Linked DNA regions of Homo sapiens: regions 2 and 3 are each linked to region 1. Evidence: read pairs that join two places in POLR2A ChIA-PET (ENCODE). Cell type or tissue: PC-9. All regions are shown on one strand. Links, peaks and the distances in the headings refer to the core of each region. The heading gives the core; the rest is flanking DNA. Region 1 overlaps PNKD (PNKD metallo-beta-lactamase domain containing). Region 2 overlaps ABCB6 (ATP binding cassette subfamily B member 6 (LAN blood group)). Region 3 overlaps TNS1 (tensin 1).

Region 1 (5,390 bases), core at 986-4,985:
AGTCCTCACTCTGTGTCAGTCTCGTGATCTCTCTCCCCTTCTCCCTCCTTCCCTTACCCTCCATTCTTCTCTAGCCTCCACCCTTAGACATAGCTACGAAAGTAAACACTGACCCTTTCCCCCTTTGCTGCTACCTAGGCAGATGCCAGCCCCAAACCTCATCCCTAGTGGAGGCCTTGCTGATGTGGAAGTGGCCAGGGCCCTCATGGAGGCTGGGCAGAAGCCCAAGAGCAGGCTCTAAAGCTGCCAAACCCGGCAGCCCTGGTCCCCGGAGGCTCTTGCCAGTCTGACAGTGTTCTTGGCACTGCTCAGAGGTGAGTGTGGCTGAGTTTAGCAACTCCCCTGGCTAGCGTTAATGCTGGGGTTTCCTCTCCTGTGCCCAGGTCTCTCTATGTAGACAGCTAGGATCTCGTCCTGTCCCCAGGACCAGCTCGGTAACCAAGGACAGGTTCCTGTGCTGTGGCTGTCTAGTTGGTAAAGTGAGGGGTTGGCTGTCCTTGGGTGAGTTTCTTTCCAGCTCTGACCTTTATGTATCTCCAAGCCTGGGCCACCCTCTTCTCCTGGGGCCGTTGGCCAGGCTGTGAGCCCTGTGGTGGTGTGGAGGGCCTGAGTAGTTTGGCTTCCACTTGTGTCAGCCTCCTGTTGAGGCTAAAACCCATGAGAGGGTTTTAGATGGAAGCTATGGCAGAAGTGATGAGAAGGTTGGATAGACAGGGTGTTTTCAGGTTAGGGATTAAGAGCAGGGGCTTGGGAGTCAGTCTTGGGGCTCATTTTGACTTCATCACACTCTAGCTAGGTTATCTTGGCCAAGTGATTTAATTCTTCTGTGCCTCAATCTCTTCATTTGTAAATGGGAATAATAATAACAGTATTAACTTGCTGGACTGTTGTAAGGATTTAATGAAAATAACCAACCTTTATCCCCATTGATCAGGGGTCGGGTTTCATTCTAAGCACTTTATGTGTATTTTCTTTTTTATTTTCTTCGAGACAAAGTCTCACTCTGTCACCCAGGCTGGAGTGCAGTGGCACGATTGTGGCTCACTGGAATCTCCGCCTCCCAGGTTGAATCGATTCTCCTGCCTCAGCCTCCCGAGTAACTGGGATTCTAGGCGCCTGCTGCCATGCCCAGCTAATTTTTATATTTTTAGTAGAGACGGGGTTTCACCATTTGGCCAGGCTGGTCTCGAACTCCTGATCTCAGGTGATCCACCTGCCTCGGCCTCTCAAAGTGTTGAGATTACAGGCGTGAGCCACTGTGCCCAGCCTTCTATGTGTATTTTCTCACTTAATTTTTATAGCAACCCCGTGGAGGGTACTATTACTAGTGTGAGACCCATTTTCCAGGTGAAGAAACTGAGGCATAGTGAGTTGAAATGGTCATGGTAGTTTCTGGTGTGGATGGGCTGGTGGCTGAGGTACCCGAAGGACTGGCCTGGAAACTGCTGTGTGCAGTGCAGGCAGGCCTACTAGCACATGCTTCTGAAACCAAAAGCCTGAAAGGGAGGGGCAAGAGAGGCAGGAGTGAAGCTCTGAGTCAGCACCCGCTGAGCTGCACCAGAACCTTGGAGTCCCCGTGGCCCATCCGAGGCTGACCCTTCTCTCTGAGGCACCTTTCACCCGGTGGCTGCCACAGTCCCTTGGTCTGGAAAGTTAGCTGTTTGCCCTGCTTGGCTCAGAGGAGGGAGCAGGGGCAGCTCTCTGGCCGAGCAAAGGTCAGGCCCTGCAGAGCCGAGTTCCCAGAATCATAGTCTGTTGTTAGAGGGGGCAGTGGGCTTAGAGGTCGTGTCGCCCCCACCTTATTTCACAGAGGTGCACCCTGAGGAGGTGCTGGGACACGTCATGGTGACATCACGGTTGGGGTTTCTGCCCACAGAGCCTTTCCGGCCAGTGCTTTTTTTTTTTTTTCTTTTGAGATGGAGTCTCACTCTGTTGCCCAGGCTGGAGTACGGTGGCGCGATCTCAGCTCACCACAACCTCTGCCTCCCAGGTTCAAGTGATTCTCCTGCCTCGGCCTCCTGAGTAACTGGGACTACAGGTACATGCCACCATGCCTGGCTAATTTTTGCATTTTTAGTAGAGCAGGTTTTCACTATGTTGGCCAGGCTGGTCTCGAACTCCTGACCTCATGATCTGCCCACTTCAGTCTTCTAAAGTGCTGGGATTACAGGCGTGAGTTACCGCACCCTGCCAGCTTTGTATTTCTGACCTGACATTCTTGCCCTGGTTCTATCCCAGCCCCTCTAGGGAGATGAAGAACAGCTTTCCTCAAAATAACCCACTTAGAGACCTGGACTTTTATTCAATTCCCCCTCCTCAACCCTCCCTGCCACCTTCCCCTCTCTGAATTATCCCAGTTGTCATAAAAGAGAAGAGATAAGACAGTCCTTTATTTGATCCCCGAACTATGCAATGTGCCCTAAAAAGAGACGCTGGTCTCTCTTGCTTCCAGCAGAGCCTCTGAGAGCCTCTGGTGTCTGCTGACCTGCATCTGGGGGTGTCCTCCTTGGGGATCCTAAAGCCCCCTGTAGATGCTCTAGAAGAGGTGGTGGCCCTGTCGAGCCCAGACTGCCAGGGCTTGTCCTTACTGGGGATGCAGGGGCCCTCTAGGGGCTTCCTTAGCTCCTCCTAAGCCTGCATCTCTGCTACCTCAGAGGGGACCACCAGGCCCAGAGGACAGTAACTGGCAGAGGAGGCATAAGAGCACCGCATAACATGAAGGACCTGGACCCAGGATCTGGAAGGCCTCCGTCCTGGTTATGCCACTGACCTGCGAGTTCTGGGGTTCTGGGGAATCACTTCCCTGTTCAGGGCCTGCATTCTCTCATCTGAAGTGAGCATTTGGGGCTTATGGCCCTGAGGTCCCTTCCAACTCCAGTTTGGGGTTCCCTCCCCCTGGTTTCTTGGCCCTCCCCTGGCTATGGGGCTCTTCCTGCTGCAGGGAAGGCATTCCCTTGACCTTGTGGCCTGACTCCTCAGCTCTTTGTCCTCCCTGCTAGCACTGCACCTGGAAGACAGGTAGAACTCACAGAGAGCCTGGGATTCAGAACATCTGTCTCCCCCTCCAGGGTGGGGGTAAGGGGGAGGGCGAGGGGCCGTGCACTCACTCTCTCTTCCCTAGCAAGGCCAGAGAGCAGCTGTGGTCGCAGGCTGCCGCATGCCTTTCTGACACGCCACCGCTGTTATTTGAAGGAACCAGAAAGTCCTGTCTCAAGCTGGCCCTTTGGCACAGCCTCCCTGCCCCCAGCCCCTGTACCACCCACTCCTGCTTCTCAGGCTTCCTGACTCAGCCTGCCACTGGCCCCCGGGTCCCTGGATCCCTTCCTCCTCGGGGCCTGGCAGCTCTGGCACTGGGGCTAGCTTGTTTTCCTCCACTTCTTCCCCCGGCTCTCCACTTTGAGCCTTGGCTCCAACCCAGCTCTGGCTTCCAGGCCTGGCATCCCCGTCAGCTGTGGCAGGGGCAGAGCTGACCCTTTCAGAGGGTCCCAGCTGGCCCTGTGAGTCGCCAGGAGGCTGTGCCTGGCCCATCTGGCTTCTTCGCTGGTTCTGCCATCAAGCCACCAAAACTGGAAGGTTTTCTTAAACCACAACAGGGAGTTCCCAGGCTCCCTGGTTCCCTCTCTCCTCAGCGAATCCTTCCTCCTGCTTTCCTATGGCTGGGGAGCTGCACAGTGAGAGGCCTGTGGACAAGAAGCAGGCGCAAAGGCAGGAGGGACAGGAGCCCAGTTGGTGGGGAGGTGGCCTGTGGACAGCAAATCACACGCTGCCCTCTAAGGAGAAAATAGGTGGTGTTCCTCTCCACGGAGGCAGCCTGGACAAGGCTGGAAGTGGGCCCATGAGGCTGAGTGAGCTGGGCCTGGGCATTCACGATTGCTTTTCTCCTCTCCCATTTCAGGTCCCAGCAGCTGGGGTTCCCCCTCAGCCCGTGAGCAGCCATGTCCAACCCCAGCGCCCCACCACCATATGAAGACCGCAACCCCCTGTACCCAGGCCCTCCGCCCCCTGGGGGCTATGGGCAGCCATCTGTCCTGCCAGGAGGGTATCCTGCCTACCCTGGCTACCCGCAGCCTGGCTACGGTCACCCTGCTGGCTACCCACAGCCCATGCCCCCCACCCACCCGATGCCCATGAACTACGGTGAGTCCTGGAAGGGCAGATGGAAGGTGGGTGGGAGGGACAGCACTTGGAGCAGATGAGGCCACCGCCTCCTGCCCCTTTTCTCTTCTAGTTTCCCTTAAATCCCTTTCTCATCTTCTCTGTTGAGATCTCTCCCTCTGTTTCTGTCTTTGTTACCCTCCACTTTTTGCCTCAGCAACTGGCCCCCAGCCACTTGCTGCCCCCTTTGTTCAAGGAGATCCATGAGGCATGTCCCAGAACGTACACACCACAGGAGAATGGGGCTGGGCCAAGTAATGACTCCTGAGGGGTTACCTCAGGGCACCAGCTCTGTTTCCCAACAAGCGGCCAACAAGCTGCTGCCACCTCCCAGACCTGTCGACTTCCTTAGGAACTCCTTTGGGAACCTGAACCACTTTCCTCATCCTTTAAAGTGAAATCTGACTTTTGCAAAAGACATTTGGAGCCAAGTTTGGTAAACATCATGGCAGGGACATGCTTGTGTTTGGTCAGAAATGAGGTGAGGCCGGCCGCGGTGGCTCACGCCTGTAATCCCAGCACTCTGGGAGGCTGAGGCGAGCAGATCACCTGAGGTCAGGAATTCGAGACCAGCCTGGCCAACATGGCAAAACCCCATCTCCACTAAAAATACAAAAACTTAGCCGGGTGTGGTGGCGTGCACCTGTAATCCCAGCTACTCAGGAGGCTGAGGCAGGAGAATCGCTTGCAATCCCAGGAGGTGGAGGTTGCAGTGAGCCAGGATCGCACTACTGCACTTCAGCCTGAGCAACAGAGCAAGACTCTGTCTCAAAAAAAAAACCAAAAAAAAAACAAAAAACAAAACAAAACAAAAAAAGAGGCCGGGTACGGTGGCTCATGCCTGTAATCTCAACACTTTGGGAGGCTGAGATGGGCGGATCACGAGTTTGAGACCAGCCTGGCCAACATGGTGAAACCCTGTCTCTACCAAAAATACAAAAAATGAGCCGGGCGTGGTGGCATGCGTCTGTAATCCCAGCTACTCAGGAGGCTAAGGCAGGAGAATTGCTTGAACCCGGGAGGTGGAGGTTGCGGTGAGCCGAGATCACGCCTTTGCACTCCAGCTTGGGCAACAAGACCGAAACTCCATCTCAAAAAAAAAAAAAAAAAAAAAAAGGAAATGAGGTGAAGTTAGAGTGCAGTGAGTCTTCCTGGGTGGCTCAAGCGTGGATTTTAAAAGTAGTTCCCAAAGAGGCATTCAGGCATTCAGGCATTCAGGGAATGTTTGCAGCCCT
Region 2 (6,608 bases), core at 1,086-5,085, 930 kb before region 1:
GTGAGCAACCTGCGCACCTTCCTGTGGATCCGGGTGCAGCAGTTCACGTCTCGGCGGGTGGAGCTGCTCATCTTCTCCCACCTGCACGAGCTCTCACTGCGCTGGCACCTGGGGCGCCGCACAGGGGAGGTGCTGCGGATCGCGGATCGGGGCACATCCAGTGTCACAGGGCTGCTCAGGTGCCGCCCCAGTGGAAAGGGCATGTGGGAGGGTGGAGCCGGAGAAGCAGGGATAGGGGCCCGTGGGAGGAAGAGAACAGACCCCGCCTGAGAAGCTGCCGCTCCCACCTTGGTGTTTTTTAAAGTATAGGATTATTGTATACATGCTCTCCTAATAACTTAGGTAATGCGGGCAGAGGGCAAATCTCTTTCGAGCTGCACTTACTTTTTCAGAGCTTCCCACTCTGTTTAGTATGTTGGGTTCTGCTCTTTTTTTGAGACAGGGTCACGCTCTGTCACCCAGGCTGGAGTACAGTGGCATAATCTCTGCTCACTGCAACCTCTGCCTCCCGGGTTCAAGCAATTCTCCTGCCTCAGCCTCCTGAGTAGCTGGGATTACAGATGTGCACCAGCATGCCTGGCTAATTATTAGATTTTTTGTAGAAACAGGGTTTCACCATGTTGGCCAGGCTGGCCTGGAACTCCTAGCATCATGTGATCTGCCCACCTAGCATTCCAAAGTGCTGGGATTACAGTTGTGAGCCATTGTGCCCAGCTGGGTTCTGCTTTTTTGCATTTTTACATACATATTATATATGCAGACTCACAGAACTAATATGGCATTGTGGAGGTTTTTCCTAAAACAAATGGTATTGTGACATAGCCATCATTCTCAGAGTTGCTTATTAACAGAACATTATGGAGATATATTTTTCTTCCATGCCTGAAGGTCTCCCTCATTCATTGTAATTGATACAGAGAATTCTGTAGTTTGAGCATGGTTGATTTAGCCACCCACCTCTTGAGGGTAGAATTAATTAAGACTGGTTCCAGTCTGTTGCTTGAAAATAAAACACTACCCTGAAATGCCTAGAGGCAGGGTTGCTGGGTCTAAGCCCCCAGACCTTTCTTATTCACTTGACCTGCCCTCCTAGCTACCTGGTGTTCAATGTCATCCCCACGCTGGCCGACATCATCATTGGCATCATCTACTTCAGCATGTTCTTCAACGCCTGGTTTGGCCTCATTGTGTTCCTGTGCATGAGTCTTTACCTCAGTGAGTGCTGCTGGGAGACACCGTCTCCCTGAACTATCCAGGGACTCCCTTGGCCATGAGCTGTGCCCCCACTCAAGTGACCCACCTATGGGAGGCTGTGGATTGGTGGACTTGAATGGGCTCCTAGTGCTCGTCATGTGATGGGCGGGTCTCTTCTGTCAAATCAAACCTTAACCTAGCTGAGGGGCTGGGGAAGGACATTCTTGTCACGTTAAGTCTGAGCCGTGGACACAGGTCAAGGAAGCCTCGTTTGTGTAACAAGATGCAGCTTGCTTTCATTTACCAAAAGCGTTTTCTACACATGAGACTTTGTGCAGGCTGCAGAGGTGCCTCCCTGTGGAATCTGGGTGTCCGGGCTTGAGCATAGGCTTAGTGTGTACATGGCAGGTAGTGGACATTGACATTTGGTCTCTGCTTTTGGGGATGATGTCCTATTCTGCTCCCCATCCTGTCACTCTCCAGCCCTGACCATTGTGGTCACTGAGTGGAGAACCAAGTTTCGTCGTGCTATGAACACACAGGAGAACGCTACCCGGGCACGAGCAGTGGACTCTCTGCTAAACTTCGAGACGGTAACAGAGGGCCCGGTGGCAGTGGTGTGAGGCGTGGAGATGTGGAGGAGTGTAACCAGGACCACTGGGGCTGACAGAGAGCTGGGGGTGTGATGTTTGTGTGTGATGTTTGAACTCAGGAAGGAGGATTGAGAGTTGGGGGGAATGACCCGAGTGCCATGTGCTGTGCCCATGCCAAATAAATTTGGTTTGAATTCATCAGGTGAAGTATTACAACGCCGAGAGTTACGAAGTGGAACGCTATCGAGAGGCCATCATCAAATATCAGGTGAGGATGCTAGTTTGAGGCCTCCGGAGAATAATGCCCTGGCCTGGTAGAATTTTCAGGGCCAAGAGTGATAGTCGAGTGTTGGGGTAGAAGGGGCCTGGGCCCAGGTTTGGACTCACTGATGGCCATTGTGTATAGGACATTCCTCTTCCTGTGTTATTGCCCTCAGGGTTTGGAGTGGAAGTCGAGCGCTTCACTGGTTTTACTAAATCAGACCCAGAACCTGGTGATTGGGCTCGGGCTCCTCGCCGGCTCCCTGCTTTGCGCATACTTTGTCACTGAGCAGAAGCTACAGGTGAGGCAGGATCTTGGATGAGAGAGTGGGGCACAAGGAAAAGGGGGCCTGAGGCCTGTGTCTGGTCACCAGGCTCTTCGGTAGGAAGTGGGCAGGGTGACACAAGAAGAGCGGCCTGCAGGCCCCCCGTGACATGCTCTGCTTCCTTGATTGCCACAGGTTGGGGACTATGTGCTCTTTGGCACCTACATTATCCAGCTGTACATGCCCCTCAATTGGTTTGGCACCTACTACAGGTAATCTGAGCCCTGGCCCTCACCTGTCCAGGGCACATTATTATTTCCTGGCTACTCAGAGAAGTCCTAACCAGCACCTTTTTGCAGGATGATCCAGACCAACTTCATTGACATGGAGAACATGTTTGACTTGCTGAAAGAGGAGACAGAAGTGAGCGAAGGGAGAGGAGTAGGGTTTGGGGAGGGAGGAGCTGTGTGGTGTTTCTCGTGCTTGGAAAACACAAAGCTGAGAACCTCAGCACACATGGGTGGTGCCCTTCCAGGTGAAGGACCTTCCTGGAGCAGGGCCCCTTCGCTTTCAGAAGGGCCGTATTGAGTTTGAGAACGTGCACTTCAGCTATGCCGATGGGTGAGGCCTTCCTTTTGCTTCCTTTGCTTTTCCGTTCATTTGCACACTGCCTTCCTGCTTCTCAGTGCTCTGAATCCCTGCTTTTGGAAAAGAGCCTGGGCAGGGGAGGGGCAGGGCCTACTAGCAGCTCTGGTGATGGAAGGTGCCTGCTGAGCAACCCCACCTTTCCTTGCAGGCGGGAGACTCTGCAGGACGTGTCTTTCACTGTGATGCCTGGACAGACACTTGCCCTGGTGAGAGGAGACCCAGCCACTTGGCCCAGATGCCTCAAGCTTCCCTCATTCAGTGCCCATGGTAGCTTGTGACCCAGGCTGTGGAGTCAGAGAGCCCAGTCACGATAGGCAACCGGATTGAATGGTGCAGCCTCCATGGACACTGGTGACCTCTTGGAGAGGGAACCTCAAAAGCCAGTGGGCCTCGGCCGGCTGCGGTGGCACATGCCTGTAATCCCAGCACTTTGGGAGGCTTAGGTGGCCAGATCACCTAAGGTTAGGAGTTCAAGACCAGCCTGACCAACATGGTGAAACCCTATCTCTACTAAAAATACAAAAATTAGCCGGGCATGGTGGCGGGTGCCTATAATCCCACTACTAGGGAGGCTGAGGCAAGAGAATCGCTTGAACCTGGGAGGCAGAGGTTCTAGTGAGCTGAGATCGCGCCATTGCACTGCAGCCTGGGTGACGGAGTGAGATTCGGTCTCAAAAAAAAAGCCAGTGGGCCTGAGATTTTTCCCATTTCCAATGCAACAGGTGGGCCCATCTGGGGCAGGGAAGAGCACAATTTTGCGCCTGCTGTTTCGCTTCTACGACATCAGCTCTGGCTGCATCCGAATAGATGGGCAGGACATTTCACAGGTAGGGTTGCTCTGGAGAAGACGGTGGTTTAGGGGTCTACGTGTGGAGGAATGATAAGGGCTGGCTGTCCAGAGAGAGGAGATGTCACCCTTGCAAAAAAACTAGGGCCATTCTAGCATGATATAACCTACAGTCACACAAGTAAAGTAGTCATGTTAAGGATTTGTATGGTGCCATAAAAGCTACAAAGGGCTGGGCGCAGTGGCTCATGCCTATAATCCCAGCACTTTGGGAGGCCGAGGCAGGTGGATCACTTGAGCCCAGGAGTTCAAGACCAGCCTGGGCAACATGGCAAAACACCCTCTCTACAAAAAATACAAAAATTGCTGGGCGCGGTGGCTCACACCTGTAATCCCAGTACTTTGGGAGGCTGAGGTGGGCGGATCACAAGGTCAGGAGATCGAGACCATCCTGGCTAACACAGTGAAACCCCGTCTCTACGAAAAATACAAAAAATTTGCTGGGCGTGGTGGCGGGCGCCTGTAGTCCCAGCTACTCGGGAAGCTGAGGCAGGAGAATGGTGTGAACCCAGGAGGCGGAGCTTGCAGTGAGCCGAGATGGCGCCACTGCACTCCAGCCTGGGCAAGAGTGCAAGACTCTGTCTCAAAAAAAAAAAAAAAAATTAGCTGGCCATGGTGGCACACACATGTAGTCCCACCAGGAGGCTGTAGTGAGCTATGATCATGCCACTGCACTCCAGCCTGGGTGACAGAGCAAGGCCCTGTCTCAAAACAAAAAGCAAAACAAAAAAAAAAAAAAAAAAAAGGTACAACGATATTCTGTAGCCAGGTGTGGTGGCTCACACCTGTAATCCCAACACTTTAGGAGGTCAAGGCAGCAGGATCATTTGAGTCCAGGATTTTGAGACCAGCCTGGGCAACATACCTGGCAACCCCATCTCAACAAAAAATTAAAAATTAGCTTGACGTAGTCTCAAGCACCTGTGGTCTCAGCTACTCAGGAAGCTGAGGTAGGAGGATTGCATGAGCCAGGAGGTCAAGGCTGCAGTAAGCCGAGATTTTGCCACTGCAGTCCAGCCTGGGTGACAGAGTGGACTCTATCCAAAAACAAAACAAAACATCTGCAGCAATCTGGTGAAGCAGGAAGAGAAGATGGGGAAACAGAGAGGAGTGATTTGCCCACACGGCTAGGATATGGGGCAGTGATGGTGGGATTATTACCACAGCCTCTTATCCCACGTGCTTCCGGCCAGCCCACCCTGCCTCCCAGGCCTTGGGGGTATCTCATAAGGCAGAGTGTGTGGTCTTTTGGCCCTAGGTGACCCAGGCCTCTCTCCGGTCTCACATTGGAGTTGTGCCCCAAGACACTGTCCTCTTTAATGACACCATCGCCGACAATATCCGTTACGGCCGTGTCACAGCTGGGAATGATGAGGTGGAGGCTGCTGCTCAGGCTGCAGGCATCCATGATGCCATTATGGCTTTCCCTGAAGGTGAGAGATTCCTTTGCAGAGAGTCCCCTCCCCTCCTGGTGTTGTCCTGCTAATCCCTGACCCCTGTTCCCTCCGTTTCGTAAGAAACGTGTGGTGGGTAATATCCACAGGGTACAGGACACAGGTGGGCGAGCGGGGACTGAAGCTGAGCGGCGGGGAGAAGCAGCGCGTCGCCATTGCCCGCACCATCCTCAAGGCTCCGGGCATCATTCTGCTGGATGAGGTGCGCCCTGGGTCTCCTCCCCTCCTTCCTGCCTTGTGTATGCTCAAGCCGTTCCTCCTGGGCACTGTCCCCACCTAGAACAGATACCATGAATTCAAATCTCACAAAACACACTTTCCAGTTCTCAAGCCCAAACAAGGCTCTTGTGTATTCTTGAGGCCTCAGCCAGCAGCCTGCCTCCTTCCATTGAGGGTTTTGAGTGGCAGGAGCAGTTTTACCTGGACCCTCTCTATAGGCAACGTCAGCGCTGGATACATCTAATGAGAGGGCCATCCAGGCTTCTCTGGCCAAAGTCTGTGCCAACCGCACCACCATCGTAGTGGCACACAGGTACAGGACTACAGGCCTGGGGCGGCTGGTGATGTGGCCCGCTTTGGGTGGGGTAGTAGGCGACTGATCTTTGACTTCTCAGGCTCTCAACTGTGGTCAATGCTGACCAGATCCTCGTCATCAAGGATGGCTGCATCGTGGAGAGGGGACGGTAAGAGACACATAGATCAAAAGGACAGGTCTTCTGAATTGGGGGCTCCAGGAAAGGGGGCATGAAGTCCCAGGGGCTTCTGGAGGGGACCTCCCTTCCCATCCCGTCCTCTCTGTGGGCTGGTGGCAAGGACCCTCGGGGTAAAACTAATGGTTAGGACTCACACTTTTCTCCTCACCCCAGACACGAGGCTCTGTTGTCCCGAGGTGGGGTGTATGCTGACATGTGGCAGCTGCAGCAGGGACAGGAAGAAACCTCTGAAGACACTAAGCCTCAGACCATGGAACGGTGACAAAAGTTTGGCCACTTCCCTCTCAAAGACTAACCCAGAAGGGAATAAGATGTGTCTCCTTTCCCTGGCTTATTTCATCCTGGTCTTGGGGTATGGTGCTAGCTATGGTAAGGGAAAGGGACCTTTCCGAAAAACATCTTTTGGGGAAATAAAAATGTGGACTGTGCGAGGATCACTGTGGCTTTGTGGGATGGGGTACTGCAGCGGGCCTCTACCCATAAGTCAGATGAGCATTCTTGACACGGCTTTCCTGTTTGAGGTTAGAGAGGAGAGAGAAACACACCACTTGTACGTTTTATCAACTGCCAAGATCCTTTATTTTTTCCAGGCCCCTTCCTGCCCACTCCACATCGGGGCAGCTCCAGCATAA
Region 3 (6,608 bases), core at 1,201-5,200, 430 kb after region 1:
TTATGGCTGCCCTGGAATAAAGGCCCCGTGGTGCAATCAAGCTCAGCATCGAGGGTGGAGTCTGGAACTCTCTGCAGCTGCTGAGAAGAGCAGGGAGACATCCTCAGACAAAGACAGTGGGGCCATGGAGAGATTTTGGGTTTTGCAACCACCAAGAGGAATGGGCAGGACACTGGACCTTTCAGCCCACAAGAGCAGATGTCCAGGCTGGCTGGGCTTGGGGCCTGGAGCTCTCCACTTGGGGCTGCCTGCAGCTTGTGTTTCTGCTTCAGTTTATCCCACTCCATTGTCACCCGTGACAATGCCCACAGCCCCCAAACATGCAGACCCCTCCCTCTAGCCCATGCCCCATTGTTCTGGATGTCCAGCCTCCTCTCATCTGAGATGCATTCCCCTGAACTGATCACTCCCTTTGTGGCTGCTGGGACTTCAAGAGGATGGCTCTGGAGACCCCTCAGATTAAGAGCTGTAAAGCCACCTCCCCAGCCTCCCTTAAGTCCCTCTCTTATCCTCCTCTACCTTATTTCACTCCTGTCCTCTCTGCCCCCGTCTCTCTTTTGCCCTTCCTGCCTTGATGGATTGAAACCAACATTGTGTTCCGGCTTCTTGTGGTCCCGGTAAAAAGCTCTAATGTGGCCGTGGTGGATGGTGAGAAGGGAATGATGAGAGTGTGTGTGCCGGAGTGGGGGCTGGGGGACTTTTGTCTTGTCTCTGGTGGGAGGAGGAGGGGCACGTGCTCCACAGATCCTGCTGCTATGCTGGGGTTTCAGCAGAGTCCTCATCAGGGCTGGACAGGCCTGGGATCAGCCTGGGTATTCTCAAAACCTCCCTTGGATAGGAAGAGGACAACTCAGCAAAGGTGCTGAGTGGCCTGGAGGGTGCAATCTGGGGCCAAGAGACATTTCCATTTGTAGTTAGCGAACAGGAGTTAATTAAACAATTTGCATCTGTTCGATTTTCTTACTATGCCTTAGTGGCTTGGCTATGATTGTTCCTGATGTTGTTGCTGCAAACAGGAGCCCACTTGGGGATAGATTACATGACAGAACAAGTTTAACATTGACATTTTCAAAATCGATGCTGAGTGGGGCTTGGCCACAGGGGCAAGGAAGGGCTGAGATATCAGGTAGTCAATTCTCTCTCCTGCCTGGGGGATGCCTTCATAGTTTTTCTGTTAGTCATGACTGAGATGCTGCAGGGGCCTATGTGCTTTCTGATTTGAATTTGCCCCCATGGCTCTCACTGTGGAACATGTCTAAGTGGGGAAGCCACTGGACACACCAGCCTTTGCTTTGCAGCTCCCCACTTCTCAGACCACATGAGCATGAACGTGGGGGATGAGGAGGCACAAAGGATGGAGGGGATCACTGGCCCAGGAGGGAAATTCTGGCACCTCACAGTGTAGGTGGCAGAGGGGGTGCCCTGGCTCAGGAGGGGGCCTGCAGCTTTCTAGGGACAGTGAGAAGGAAAGCCAGCTCTTCAGATTTCGGCCAACTTGTCCAAGGGGCCCCATCCTCAAGAGAACCACCCCAGAGCTATGAGTGCATCAGAGGCTCCTGTCTTCAGTGCTTTGCCCCCTAGAAACAGGCGGCTGGGGTCTCTTCTTTTTTTTTGAGATGGAGTCTTGCTCTGTCACCCAGGCTGGAGTGCAATGGTGCGATCTCGGCTCACTGCAACCTCTGCCTCCCAGGTTCAAGTGATTCTTCTGCCTCAGCCTCCCGAGTAGCTGGGATTACAGGCATGTGCTACCACGCCTGGCTAATTTTTTGTATTTTTAGTAGAGGTGGGGTTTCACCATTTTGGCCAGGCTGGTCTTCAACTCCTGACCTCAGGTGATCCACCTGCCTCAGCCTCCCAGAGTGCTGGGATTACAGGCATGAGTCACCATGCCAGGCTGAGGTCTCTTCTTTTATGTGTAGCAAGGAGCTCAGTTCTTTGGAGAGAGTGGGCATGAAGGTCAGCCTCCCTCATCCTACAGGGAGAGGACCCCTTTACGATGATAATAGGGGGTTGGAAGAGGCAGCTGTGCCTGGTCCTGCATCTTAGCAGCCTTTAGGGGTCTAGGCACAGGGCCAGGTTGGTGGAGATTCAGAATGTATTTTAGCCAAAACCCCTTTTCAGTTCAGACCAGCCCTGGGCCCTGGGCCCTGGGCTGCTGCAATACTTTGGTCCTGTGTTGTCTGGGGCTGGTGTTGGCTGAGGTCCCAAAGCCTTGGGGAAAACTGGGGGCAGAGGGGTGGATCTGGAGAGGTCAGTAAATGAGGAGGGCATCCAGTCCCTGGGGTGTGTGTGTGTGTGTGTGTGTGTGTGTGTGTGTAGAGGGATGCAAGTGCCTGGTGGAGCATCTTTGTGCCAGTTCTCTGTGTTGTAACATGGCTGGCCTGTGGTCTGTGTGTGTGTATGTTGATTGGGATGTTCCTGTTTTGTGGTTGTCTGATCACTTGTTTTTGGCCATGGGCTTCTGTCAGAGTGTTTATTTTTAGAGGCTGCCACTTCTGGCCTAAGGGCTGATCCTTGGGCATGGTAGGAACATTTGTATTTTCTGAAATATTTGTGGCTTTAAGTATTTATTTGGGGGTATTCCTGCCTGTTATGTGTTTATTCTAATTTGTGTGTATGTGTGTGTGTGTGTGTTTGTGATATGAGGGAGGTGTAGCATAATAAAAATTACATACTGTTTGAAGGAAATTAGCTCTGATTTTAAATCTTGGCTTTATCAGGTAGCATTGTTGGCACATAAATGGTTTCCCCTCTCAGAGGCTCAGTTTCTCCCTTACTGTGATGGGTGTAATACTGTCTGGCTCGGAGGCGATGGCTAGAGAGGATGTGCGTGTAGAGTGCCTGGCGAAGTGTTGGCGTTTGCGCTGTGCTCACTGCACGGTGGTCACTGTTGTTGGTATTTGTGTGTACATGTTCATGCCGGTGCTGTCTGACTGTGGTTCTTGGCATTGTGTGGCACCTAGTGTGTGCTCATGCCTGGGTGTTTCTGATTTGGGTGATCTCTTACTGTCTTTTTGTCTGGCTCGGTGTGTGACTGCTGGTGTCTGGCTGGAGCTGGTGCAGTCTTTGGGAGCTGGCTTTTTTCCTTGCTAACGGAGAGCCTGGATTAGAGTAAGGGGAGGTGCGTGCGTGCGTGTGTGTGTGTGTGTGTGTGTGTGTGTGTGTGTGTGTGTGTCTGTCGGGGCTGGTGGCTGGGCTGCTGACTGTACAGGGTGTGAAATCACTGAGTTCCTCTGGGCGGGGAAGTTCTTCATTCCTGAGTCAGCCCTTTGGCCCCGAGCCACCCAGCGCTCACTTTTTCCTTCCAGAGAAAGTGTTGCTCAGGGGGGTCCTCAGAGCTGTCTGCAGACAAGAGGACCCTCTCCCCCATGAAGACATCTTGTTTTTGTGTTCACGATCCCTAAGACGCTTCCCCTCCTGCCCTAGTCCCTGAACCCCCTGCATCAGCACCCTATATGCCCCCCATCCTCCAGCATAGGAAAAGCGTGTCCCCTCTGGCACAGGGACTGTTGGCTTGGCTGAGCCCCACCTTGGCCTGTTCTTCAGGGGCCCCCGGGCTGGCTCAGAGCAGTGGGATCAGGATGCTCGTCTTTGCAGACCTGCTGTGATCCTGCCCGGCATACCTTCCCAGGACCCGCGTCCCTTTCCTGGAGTCTTGAGTGGTATGGGCTGAGCTTGCTGGTGGAGGGGTAGGGGTCCATCAGGAGTGGGCAGTGCTGGGGAGGAGCTGGGAGGAGCCTCTGGAAATGTGGCAGTGGGCAGCATGAATGACATTGTATCTCTGAATGGTTCTATCACATCCTTTGCATTGAGCTGGAGACAAATCTAGCTGAGGGCAAGCTTGTCTTAGAGAGTCCCAGCTCTGCCTTCAGCCTCCCTGCCACCACCACCTTGGGCATGGTGGGGCCCTTTGCTGCACCCTACTGCCCTCCTGGGTTCTCCCCCTGCTTCCGTGGGCAAAGGCTATCCTCGGGGCGACTGGCCGTCCATGCTGATACCTCTATGGGCATTCAAGGCAATGGCTACTCTCCTGGCATTCTGCCTCTAATCCAGAGTGGGAACTCCAGACATCGAAGCAGGGGTGAGACTTTTTGAGATGGGGTGGCGGAGGGGACTGAGGATGCTTTGGAAATGGTCATTCAGGAATTAATGATACTCATAATGGTGATGGTTAGGGCTCCCAGCTGTTGAACTCCCATCACGTGCCAGGAACTGGTCTCAGCATGTCATGTGTCAACTCATTTAAACTCAAAGCACAGTGTATTTAATGAATATTGGCAATTTCAGATGGTTCAACCAGATTCTATTATTATCCCCATTTTATGGACCAGGAGGCTGGCTCAGAGAGTTATTCATGCCTCTGGTCAGGAAGCTGGTGAAATGCCAGAGCTAGGCTTGGGACTGGAGCGATTTGCCCCCAGCACTTCCTGCTCAGTGTTGGGCTCCACTGCCCGGCCCTGAAGCTGAGTGTTGGTGAGGCTCTGCCCCAAAGCCTGGGGTAGAGGTCTTTCTGTCAGCTCCCCTTTTCCCCACCTCAGGGTGGTGAGAGGAGGTTTTAGGATGCAGGGCATGGGAGCTCTTAGCTTCTTTCTCTGGCAGAGTGGATGATACCCCTGCCTCCCGCTAATGTCTGTTGTCTGTTGTCTCCCCTCCGGCTCTGTCCCTTGCAGAGGTGGTGGGACACACGCAGGGGCCACTAGATGGGAGCCTGTATGCTAAGGTGAAGAAGAAAGACTCCCTGCACGGCAGCACCGGGGCTGTTAATGCCACACGTCCTACACTGTCGGCCACCCCCAACCACGTGGAACACACGCTTTCTGTGAGCAGCGACTCGGGCAACTCCACAGCCTCCACCAAGACCGACAAGACCGACGAGCCTGTCCCCGGGGCCTCCAGTGCCACTGCTGCCTTGAGTCCCCAGGAGAAGCGGGAGCTGGACCGCCTGCTGAGTGGCTTTGGCTTAGAGCGAGAGAAGCAAGGCGCCATGTACCACACCCAGCACCTCAGGTCCCGCCCAGCAGGGGGCTCGGCTGTGCCCTCCTCTGGACGCCACGTTGTCCCAGCCCAGGTTCATGTCAATGGTGGGGCGTTAGCATCTGAGCGGGAGACAGACATCCTGGACGATGAATTGCCAAACCAGGATGGTCACAGTGCGGGCAGCATGGGCACACTCTCTTCTCTGGACGGGGTCACCAACACCAGTGAGGGGGGCTACCCAGAGGCCCTGTCCCCACTGACCAACGGTCTGGACAAGTCCTACCCCATGGAGCCTATGGTCAATGGAGGAGGCTACCCCTACGAGTCTGCCAGCCGGGCGGGGCCTGCCCATGCTGGCCACACGGCCCCCATGCGGCCCTCCTACTCTGCACAGGAGGGTTTAGCTGGCTACCAGAGGGAGGGGCCCCACCCAGCCTGGCCACAGCCAGTGACCACCTCCCACTATGCCCATGACCCCAGCGGTATGTTCCGCTCTCAATCCTTTTCGGAAGCTGAACCCCAGCTGCCCCCAGCTCCGGTCCGAGGGGGAAGCAGCCGGGAGGCTGTGCAAAGGGGACTGAATTCGTGGCAGCAGCAGCAGCAGCAGCAGCAGCAGCCTCGCCCACCTCCACGCCAGCAGGAAAGAGCCCACTTGGAGAGTCTTGTAGCCAGCAGGCCCAGCCCTCAGCCATTGGCAGAGACCCCCATCCCCAGTCTCCCTGAGTTCCCGCGAGCAGCCTCCCAGCAGGAGATTGAACAGTCCATCGAAACACTCAATATGCTGATGCTGGACCTGGAGCCAGCCTCCGCTGCTGCCCCACTACACAAGTCCCAGAGTGTCCCCGGGGCCTGGCCAGGGGCTTCTCCACTCTCCTCCCAGCCCCTCTCTGGATCCTCCCGTCAGTCCCATCCACTGACCCAGTCCAGATCTGGCTATATCCCCAGTGGGCATTCGTTGGGAACCCCTGAGCCAGCCCCACGGGCCTCTCTGGAGTCTGTCCCTCCTGGCAGGTCTTACTCACCTTATGACTATCAGCCATGTTTGGCTGGGCCTAACCAGGATTTCCATTCAAAGAGCCCAGCCTCTTCCTCCTTGCCTGCCTTCCTTCCGACCACCCACAGCCCTCCAGGGCCTCAGCAACCCCCAGCCTCTCTCCCTGGCCTCACTGCTCAGCCTCTGCTCTCACCAAAGGAAGCGACTTCAGACCCCTCCCGGACTCCAGAGGAGGAGCCATTGAATTTAGAAGGGCTGGTGGCCCACAGGGTAGCAGGTAAGAGGTATTCAGTCCTGACTCCTTCTACCCCTTCCTTATTTGGTCTTGCTGGGGGGAGGTGCAGGTCCAGCCATGACCCCTAAGCAGATGTTGCTTTCACTGGTGGGAGGAGGCTCTCAGGAGCCTATATGCTAGCCAGTTATCCCTTCCTGCATTCATTGTCTGATAGGCACCAAGCCAGACACCAAGTTTCAAAGTTCAATGTCAAGCAATTCCTGCCCTCAAGAAATTTACAGTCTAGTGAGCGGACAGATACACAGACAGATGATTTCATTAGAGAGTAATGTGTACGGTGACAGAGGTGGGACCAAGATCCCAGAGCCTGGGAAAGCAAAGCTTACCACCTAGGGCAGTCAG

Evidence for each region. Peaks named below come from ENCODE experiments on the same cell type or tissue, not always from the same donor. Only the 100,000 strongest peaks of a DNase experiment are listed, where the experiment ranks them.
Region 2: POLR2A ChIA-PET joins it to region 1 with 5 read pairs; 2 of 35 experiments call an interaction of 5 or more read pairs at or near these places.
Region 3: POLR2A ChIA-PET joins it to region 1 with 8 read pairs; 1 of 35 experiments calls an interaction of 5 or more read pairs at or near these places.

The regions. Positions count from the first base shown.
Region 1 is chr2:218,280,687-218,286,076 of GRCh38, reverse strand. The region is part of intron 2 of PNKD (PNKD metallo-beta-lactamase domain containing); the gene reads right to left. It overlaps TMBIM1 (transmembrane BAX inhibitor motif containing 1), which reads left to right. Exons shown (of 12, transcript NM_022152.6): 2 at 3,896-4,137. The coding sequence starts at 3,936. Among named protein-coding and RNA genes, the nearest start is that of MIR6513, 3.2 kb to the right of the region's middle. RefSeq lists an enhancer at 1-207. In PC-9, for the core only: no CTCF peak of the experiment used is centred there; DNase peaks (open chromatin) are centred at 1,536, 3,196 and 4,426; H3K4me3 peaks cover 2,726 bases; H3K27ac peaks cover 4,000 bases.
Region 2 is chr2:219,209,568-219,216,175 of GRCh38, reverse strand. ABCB6 (ATP binding cassette subfamily B member 6 (LAN blood group)) reads left to right here. Exons shown (of 19, transcript NM_005689.4): 5 at 1-179; 6 at 1,094-1,215; 7 at 1,678-1,787; 8 at 1,990-2,055; 9 at 2,225-2,350; 10 at 2,510-2,586; 11 at 2,674-2,737; 12 at 2,850-2,935; 13 at 3,111-3,168; 14 at 3,685-3,789; 15 at 5,068-5,242; 16 at 5,353-5,465; 17 at 5,701-5,795; 18 at 5,878-5,946; 1 more. The coding sequence ends at 6,238. ZFAND2B (zinc finger AN1-type containing 2B) reads right to left here. Exons shown (of 9, transcript NM_138802.3): 9 at 6,528-6,608. Among named protein-coding and RNA genes, the nearest start is that of ABCB6, 6.1 kb to the left of the region's middle. In PC-9, for the core only: CTCF peaks have their summits at 4,226 and 4,427; no DNase peak of the experiment used is centred there.
Region 3 is chr2:217,847,150-217,853,757 of GRCh38, reverse strand. It overlaps TNS1 (tensin 1), which reads left to right. Exons shown (of 33, transcript NM_001387777.1): 19 at 4,671-6,248. Among named protein-coding and RNA genes, the nearest start is that of SNORA115, 17 kb to the right of the region's middle. In PC-9, for the core only: no CTCF peak of the experiment used is centred there; a DNase peak (open chromatin) is centred at 3,237.